Regions from separate parts of the Homo sapiens genome. Here region 2 is linked to region 1. A link is an interaction called in ENCODE POLR2A ChIA-PET data of the cell type or tissue named here. Cell type or tissue: IMR-90. All regions are shown on one strand. Each heading gives the region's core, and the rest is flanking DNA. Links, peaks and the distances in the headings are about the cores only. Region 1 has its middle 69 kb from the start of LINC01365. Region 2 has its middle 55 kb from the start of PDE5A.

Region 1 (4,406 bases), core at 203-4,202:
ATGAGAGACAACTTAGCAAGTTCAAACATATTAAGTGCTTTAAAAAAAAAAAAGACTTGGTAAAAGTTATCAAATTATGTGTTCTTTGGTAAGTCTGTATCTTAACTATACCCGCCCCTGACCAAAAAAAAAAAAAAAAAATCTCACAATTGAGAACTATATTACAGTACATTTATCGTGAAAGCGCTGTTTATCAACTGCCAATAGAAAAGAAAAAATTCTCAGAGGCTTAATCAGCATAGAGCTTCTGAATCCCAAGCTTGAGCTGCTGAAAGCAATGAACAAAGTTAAGAAGCTATTACTTGTAACTTTAGATTCTGGTAAATCAAACAAACAACTAAGTGTCTTTTCCCTAAATTATTAACATTTTCAGGTATGTTGAGATTATTCAGAGGTTATTTTTCAAAAAATTCTTAAAGCTCTGGCAGAGGGTTGGCAACATCTCTATAAGGTTGTTTTCATTTACGGAGCGGTATTGAAGAAGAAAAATAAGATCACCTTAGTTCTGTATTATAAACAGTCTAGCTGACAAAGAGCTTTCACAAGGGTATTTGTCTTGGTGAAACAAATTGGCATTGTCATAGAGGAAACTAATTTGAGGAAAAATGATGCCAAAGAGGAAACAACAGAGGAATATAAATTAAAAAGCAGCACAAGGAAGAGGTTTAGCAACTGGCAGTAAATAAGTTTATTCATGGTCATTTATTGACATTGTACTTCTAACAACACCATGCTATAAGTAATACTAAAAACATTTATATTTTATAAGCACATTTAATATTTATCCAAAGTCTTAGGAAGCTGTTCACAGAATTTAATAGGCTTTTAAAGTATATTTGGTGTAAGATTCTGGATATAGCAAATATAGTAGAACTTTTCTACTTTTATTCCTATTATGTTTCCCCTTTCTCTTTATAGGTGTTTGGAGGATCATATGGCAGAGTGTTTGAGGTTCCATATTCACATTTGGTTACTAATTTGATAAACTCCTAAGTTATGATGATTGCTCTTATATTCGGCTAAGACAAAAATAGTCTTAGTCAGTGTGCTGGAGCTGTGCATCCTGCTTTGTGAGAGCCAATTGCTAAACTTTCTGGAGGTTTTCTAGCTGGTTGATATCCCATTGGTAGTTTGAACTTGGCCATTATGGGAGCATTGCATACTGGTTGATCATCAAATACTTTGAATCAGGACATCCCCAACCCTGCCCTGAAAGCTGGGTAGTGAACGTTTACCAGCACACCACTGGTAAGAGCTATTTTTTAACTTTTTTATAAAATGCCAAGAAAAATAAAAATCATCTGTAATTTAACTGTGATCAAAAGAACCTTTAAAATATTGTATCTTTAATAACTTAAGAATTTCAGGAACTGGTGCTATTACATTTAAAGAATATGGACCAATCAAATTATAGCAGATTAGTCTTAGCAGGAAATAATTCCATTCATTTTACCGTTGGAAATGATGTCTTTCAAAAATATATATTCACTTTATTCAGACACATTGGTGAGTCTCTCCATGTAGCTGCAATCCCTTTCTGCTGTTCGTCTCCTGTTTTGAGGATTTAGCTTGCTTGGTTTAGTAATATGGCTTCTTAAGAATATGTGTGTCTTATAAGTAATTTTATATTTGAAAAAAACTTACATTATTAACCATTTTGCATTATACCATTGAAGTAAGACGAAAACATCAGATGACAATAGCATATCCATGGCATGCCATGAAGTGCTAACTCTATAAGCATATGTGATGACTGTATTCCATATGCAATTCCAGGATACAGTTCCAAGATCTCCAGTGTCCAAGGCACCCAACAGACACCACAAAATGTTAAACCCCAAGGTGTGCCCTGACCAATCATGCTACCTTTTCAATCCCAACCTAAGCTTTACACTAGAAACTGTATCTACCATTTCCCCTGACTTATAAGTTTAGATATAATTAAAAATACCACATGCCTATCATCTTTCAAACTGTGAGCTCCTTATTTTTCAATAACTAACAGCCTGATTTTTATGGATATTTAATAAAGTGATATAAATTAGTATAGTTATAAATTTCCAGTGGATAACCAAAAGATGTTGACTCTGCACATAAACCTATAAAAATTTTCTCTTAACTAAATTGTTATAGGTAAAACAAAGTCTTTTCACTCATTTTGGCTTCAGTTTCATGTTTGGGCAAGGCACAAAGCTAGTAAAGATATCTTCTCTTATTTTTCCGTTGAAAAATAGGCCCTGGGTCACTGCGTAATAAATAGTTAGGGCCTTTGTGGCAGTGTTCAGTTGAAGCCAGATTATGAGAGTGTCTTCTATGTTTAAACATGGAAAGAGTTCACAGTGAGGTGAGAGATCTTAAACTTGTCTTTTTTCCTAGGTTTGCCTCTTGTTTAGTATCCCTCAGGAAATGAGCTGTTAAGGGATGTGCTGCCACATCAAAATTCTGAAAGGAGATACCTTAAAACCACCAAAGTAAACCTTCCTCTGTGGATAACTTTAGCAGGCTGAGTATAGCACATTTCATCACTGACCAACCAAACAAAAATAACTAAAGCTGCAGTCTCATTCCAGAAGCATTTCTGAACAAACAGTTTTCTCCAGCCTCAGCTGTGTGGTTTCATATTTAATCACTTCAGCATTTTGCTGGTTAAACAACTCTGATATGAAATGTGAATCCCAGAAAGTGTTGTGTCATTCCAAATAGCTAGAAAATCAGTAATTCTTTTCTTTTCTGTCACTTGTTATTGATTCAGAAAGATCATTCCAAATCCCCACTGTTTATTCTTTTCAATACATTGTCTTGCTCTGTGGTTTTTCAGAAACTTTAAACAGCAGTCCTATTATCTATTTGTAAGTGTTGTCTCACTTCAGATAACTGCTTTAAACAAATAATCTAAGCTCAGAATCAAATTTATGGCATCAGAATGAGACTCCAGCCCCCCAAGCACTGGTATCTATACTCCACGTAACACATAAGAACAGCGTTTTCTAGGATAGGCAGTGAAAGGCCTCCATATTGCTGAACTCTTGCCTCTTCTCTGATTCACATCATCACCATTATTTACAATTTTTCTCTAAATTGGCTCTTTAATAAAAATATGAATCAAGCATCATTGTAAGATTGTAGACATTATGACCCTATTATCTTTCTTCAATTTGCTAAAATTCTACTCTATTGACTTTAACTCTGAAAAGTTATAAATGGTGTTGGGGTTTAGAAACCAATATCCCAGGACCAGGCGCCGTGCCTCACGCCTGTCATCCCAGCACTTTGGGAGGTCAAGGCGGATGGATCACCTGAGATCAGGAGTCCGAGATCATCCTGGCCAACATGGGGAAACCCCGTCTCTACTAAAAATACAAAAATTAGCCGGGCGTGGCCGTGTGTGTTTGTAATCCCAGCTACTCGGGAGGCTGAGACAGGAGAACCGCTTGAACCCAGGAGGCAGAGGTTGCAGTGAGCCGAGATCGCGCCACTGCACTCCCGACTGAGACTCTGTCTCAAAAAAAAAAGAAAGAAAAAAGAAACCAACACCCCGAAATATGGCACTCTGACATGCTGAACTGAAGAAGAGGCTCAAGGTCTCTCTGACCTACTCTTCCCCACTCCTCCTATCTCTCAATCTTCTGGGTCTCCCAAAGCACAGGATAAATCTGTTCTCTGAAGTTTCTTATTTGCCTAAAGTCTGGACCTGACAAATAAAAAATAATTACCTCTGGTCCCTTCCTGGAGATTTTATTAACTGAGCTCATCACAGAAAATAAGACTGAAGTCTGTCAACAAACCTGGACGATTTTGTCACAAACCACTGCCCGCTCTGTGGGCCCAGTAGACTTTGTCCCAGTTCATTGTATGCTCTTCAAGTCCATTGAATTCCCCTAAAAATCATTTACTACCCCGCTAAAATCATCTGCACTTCTCCATCACCCTTTCCTCTACAAAGTAGTATCTGTACCTCATTGGGATGTTGGGTAATCACGCTATGATTGTCTCTCATACATGTTAATAGATTTGTATGCCTTTTCTCCAATTAATCTGCCTTTTGTGAGCTGATTTTTCAGTGAACCTTCAGAGAGTGAAGAAGAAGTTTTACTTTGGCCCTTCCAATGGCAAATGGCTTTTTCTTAGAACATACAAGATACTAGAAACATTGCTGCTTTCTGTAAACCAATGATGTTCATGAATTTGAGCATGTGTAATCACTAAAGAATGTATTAAGACAGCCTATAAGCTAGTTGGTGTGATCAGGCTGTATCCACCACTTTTTATCCTCTGTGAGGGAGTGACCAAGTGTCAAGTACCACTGCTGAATTCTCCTGCAATGAACTGGATTTACCCAGAGGCGGACTGAAATGCAAGGGTTCCCTATCCATATACCTTTGATTCTGAATAGTTTGAAGCCCTGT
Region 2 (4,406 bases), core at 330-4,329, 52 kb after region 1:
GCAGTTGCTGACTGCTTCTTATTGATCTGAAATTTTCAAACTAAGATTTTTAGGAATCATATTCTGTAATTAATATTTATAAGTGGCTGAGCGCAGTGGCTCACACCTGTAATCCCAGCACTTTAGGAGGCAGAGGCAGGCGGGTTGCCTGAGGTCAGGAGTTTGAGATCAACCTGGCTAACATAGTGAAACCCGGTCTCTACTAAAAATACTAAAATTGGCCGGGTGTGGTGGTGCATGCCTGTAGTCCCAGCTACTCGGGAGGCTGAGGCAGGAGAATTGCTTCAACCCAGGAGGCAGAAGTTGCAGTGAGCCGAGATTGTGCCACTGCACTCCAGCCTGGGCAACAGAGCAAGACTCTGTCTCAAAAAAAAAAAAATTATAAGTAATTATATATAAGTACTTAGAATGATTATTAAATATCTACTAAATTAAAAGAAAATTATTTACATGTCATTTTGAAGACACTGAATCTTAAATTCTTCATTCTGATAGACAAGAAGAAAAAAGTATTTTATAAAAGCAGCAGAGCTAGCAGTTTGACTGGCAAATGATAAATACTAAAAATTATTTGTTGATTGAACAGTGAACTATTTCTGATTTGTTGCGACTTACAATAGGTCCTTTAAAAGTCTTCTCATGGCACTTTTAGGAAGTAAAGAAATAATTACTACAATGTGACGTAACTTTTTGTTGTTTTTCTCCTTTTTACCTACATGTGTTGATATAATTTCAGCAGAGCCATTTACATGATTCTGAATTCTGACTTTAATTATACACATAGGGTCTTCTTAAACTAAGAACTGTGCTTAATTGTCCCTCCTTTTAGTTTTCACAAAGGATGTTTCTGCCTCATGTTACTTTTGATTTGTAAACCATACATTTTTCTGAAATATCAAACTGTGTTTTGTGAGGTTAAAGGAACATAACTCTCCTTTAGAGGATGTCAGTTGGTACAGGAAAAATAACATGGTAAAATAGCTGCTCAAAGGTGAGTTTTCAAAATGCATATCTCTATTGACTCAGTGTGAATTAGCTTGATCCACAAATCAAACTCCAGAAGTAGTAGTAAGAAATAAACTGAAGGGCATGAAAAAAGAATAGAAACATGCTAAGATCTCAAGGAAATTTTAGGAATAAAGTATAACACTCCTAAGGGCCTGAAAAATCAAAAGTGGTACTTTACTGCAACTTGACACCAACGTGTGTCTTGAATTAAATATTTGAAATAGCATTGTTATTCAGAGGCAAGTATGTAGATTAAAAAGAAGAGGTAAAATTCCCCCAACTAATACTAATACAGAAAGCCATTTTTCTTCTCCTTTTTTCTTGACCCCTATCCCACACAATAGAATTGACCTTCACTATTTACTGGCCCAGAAAGAGAAATCACACATTGCCCCAAAGGTCGACCTGCCAAGAGTAGGAAACAGTTATTCTGGGAACTAAAGAGCATTGATGAGTCTCTCGGAAATTGCACCTACACCTCTTGGTTTCCTTCTTTCAGCTCCTATTTTTCTATGCAAATCAGTGAAGAGAGTTTTTTCCTAGTTCCAGTGCAACCAACAATGTGGCTGCCGTAGACATGAACGATTGGGGGACATGGTGATGTTGATTAAATTTAAGTCTGATCATCGAGAATGGGTTCAGGGAGCTAGATTCTTCTGTGCCCAATACAGTACATATTTGCACTTTCCTCAGATGCTGCGTTGGAAATTTAATGTTAGTTTTATGTATTTGTTTGTGAACTAGGTGTTTTCCAATATCCTGAGAGACTGCTAAAAAAAAAATACAAACACAGGTACTTGTACATAGTGGAGAGACAAATAGACCAAGTAAGTTGTAGTAAAGCTTAGTTGAATCTTCAAACTAAAAAGATGGCATCACCATCAGCAAAAAAAATCTTCAGAATCAGACTGCCTGAAACCTCACCCAAGGTAGAGATACCCAAAGTGATTTTTATCATGGAAGCCTTAGAAATTGTCAGAAAAAGACTTTTAGAGACTGTCTGCTTAGCTTCAACTGTCAAAAAAAAGGTGATGCTAACCTTATCTGTTTTCCTCCCTACCTCACTCCCATCTTCCACCACACACACATAGGCGCATGCACAAGCACGCACATTCATGAATAGGAATGGTCCCTACAATACTTAACACCCTCTGGACAAGGTCAGTCAGTGGTCCTTCATTTATCTTCTTTCTGCTCTTTCCTCAGACCAGAGATTCAAGATTTGAACATATGTACACATTCGTTTGGCTAACAGTCCAGCAAATTCCAGTACTCTAAGTATTAACTAGTCACTTTATTTATTTTGGAAGGCTGTGCTATAACTGAAGCCCAACATTTTGTTTATCTTCCACTGTTTATCTTCCAAGGAGCATGCTCCAATGCACTCATCATGACAAAGTACCTGCTGTGGAAATGTATTTTAAGATTGTGAAATGTGAAAGCTTTTTGGAGGAAGAAGAGTTATTATCTAATTTTAAAAAGTTTTGTTCCTTTGTAGAAGTGGACAATATGTAAGTTTCTTAGAGATTTTAAACAAACTCAACTTTATTGAAGTAGCATTTCTAGTCCCTTTTTTGTGTATAAAGTTAAACAGATCCACCTTTATGGTAAATGGATATTTGAAACTAATAAATATAAACACTTTCCTTTTAAGTTAATTGCTTTGGCCTCCTCCTCCTATGACAACAATTTTTGGAGAACTGCTAAAAAAATAGTAAAAGAAATACTTGTGTTTCAGAGCTCTTTATTTCCCTGGTCAGGCAGTAGTGTGGGTTCTGAAGAATAATGCAAAGATTCAGTGGCAGGAAGCTAAAAAGAGAATAAAGAAAAGCAAAGATGACATAACCACCCCACAAGCTCGCCCATTAATCCATGAATGACAGAAAATGGATTATGAGTGAGCTTATTTTTTTGTTTCAATTGACAGCTAAAGAAGAGTAGCTTTACAAAATTTTGTAAACCATGATGGAATGAAGTCTCTCTCAAAATTCTGAAGTCCCTATTTTTTTCTCTAAATTAATGTCAACAATAGAACTGTTTAAACTAATGTATCATTGAGAAAATGAATTAGTAAAATTTTAGTTTCTTCTAGATATAGTTTCATGAAAATAAATAGAAAAAAGGAAATTCAGTGACTCTGTTCCTTGGCATAATAGCTAGATTTTTGGCATTCAAATATAAACAAATAATTCTAATATGATGTAAGTGCTATATTCAAAATACATGTTATGAGGAGACAGATTTAAAATGTTATCAGTGGTAATGAAAATATACATTTTTAGCCTTTATTTGACTTACATGTTATTCAATTAACACTTGATATTCAACAAACATTTATTGATCATATATTATATGCCAAATACTTACATTTTAAACAATGCCAACTTCTATCTCAAATTTTCTTTTGAAACAAAGATTATTAAATAAATGAGAATTCATGGAGAAAGACAATGATTTGCCTTGGGAACATCAGAGGGAGAAAGAATTCAGAGGTCTAACTAGGACCAGAGGTGTGTTGGTAAACGTTTTACAACCCATTCTCCACTACCCTGATTTGTAGTGTTTGCCAATTTGCATGGTGTAAATATGAACACAATGTCTGATTCCAAGCTACCAACCTGACATTACTGAATGCAGAGTTGGAAAGAGATGCACACAAAGCATTCTCTGATCCATTATGAGCTTGCTGTAGCAGATCACTGTTAGTACCCACCAGACAATGGCTTTCTAGCGTCACCCTATGACTCTATTTACGACTACCTAACAGTCAGGATTGAGAGGTTGAATAGCTTTGCAGAGTGACTCATAATTGCCCATAGACATATTTATATAGGACCCCATTATGTTTATCTCTTTTCTTCTCTGGATTTTAGAGCATTCACTCCCATATCCTGGCTGTCTTCAGCCTTCTGCTACTTTAAGCACCTGACCTCTGTTACTGTAAAGAGAAAAGTAGCTTCTGCTTTGGGAAGCTGGTGATAACTTTGAGCTACTTCAGCAAAATGCTTCCCTATTTTGTCACACAGAATATTAAAAAGATATATAGTCGGGGATGAGATTTAATAAAATTAATAAATGTTTCTGCTTCATCAAGGATATTCTTAAAGAACGCTTGCAGTTTTTCACTGAGAATGTGTAGAGATGAAGAATTTAATGACTGTAAACACAGTTTAGTGCCTCAGCCTTGATTAGAGCTAAATTTCCAGAACTATGGCTTTTGTACCAGCAGTGAAAATGTCAAAACAATTTAAAGGGCCAATAATGTCTTAGTGTGACTATGAAAATAATTTTTACCAGGCAGATCTCATGAAAGGATCTCCAGGAACCTCTAGGGACCCACAGATGACACTTGGAGAACGACCACCCTAGCCCAAAGTCACAAACACGTCTTGGTTTGG

Evidence for each region. Peaks named below come from ENCODE experiments on the same cell type or tissue, not always from the same donor. Only the 100,000 strongest peaks of a DNase experiment are listed, where the experiment ranks them.
Region 2: POLR2A ChIA-PET joins it to region 1 with 5 read pairs; 5 of 35 experiments call an interaction of 5 or more read pairs at or near these places.

What each region holds. Positions count from the first base shown.
Region 1 is chr4:119,733,477-119,737,882 of GRCh38, reverse strand. No RefSeq gene overlaps it. Among named protein-coding and RNA genes, the nearest start is that of LINC01365, 69 kb to the left of the region's middle. In IMR-90, for the core only: no CTCF peak of the experiment used is centred there; DNase peaks (open chromatin) are centred at 2,532 and 4,202; H3K27ac peaks cover 2,085 bases.
Region 2 is chr4:119,681,667-119,686,072 of GRCh38, reverse strand. No RefSeq gene overlaps it. Among named protein-coding and RNA genes, the nearest start is that of PDE5A, 55 kb to the right of the region's middle. In IMR-90, for the core only: no CTCF peak of the experiment used is centred there; a DNase peak (open chromatin) is centred at 2,332; H3K27ac peaks cover 2,763 bases.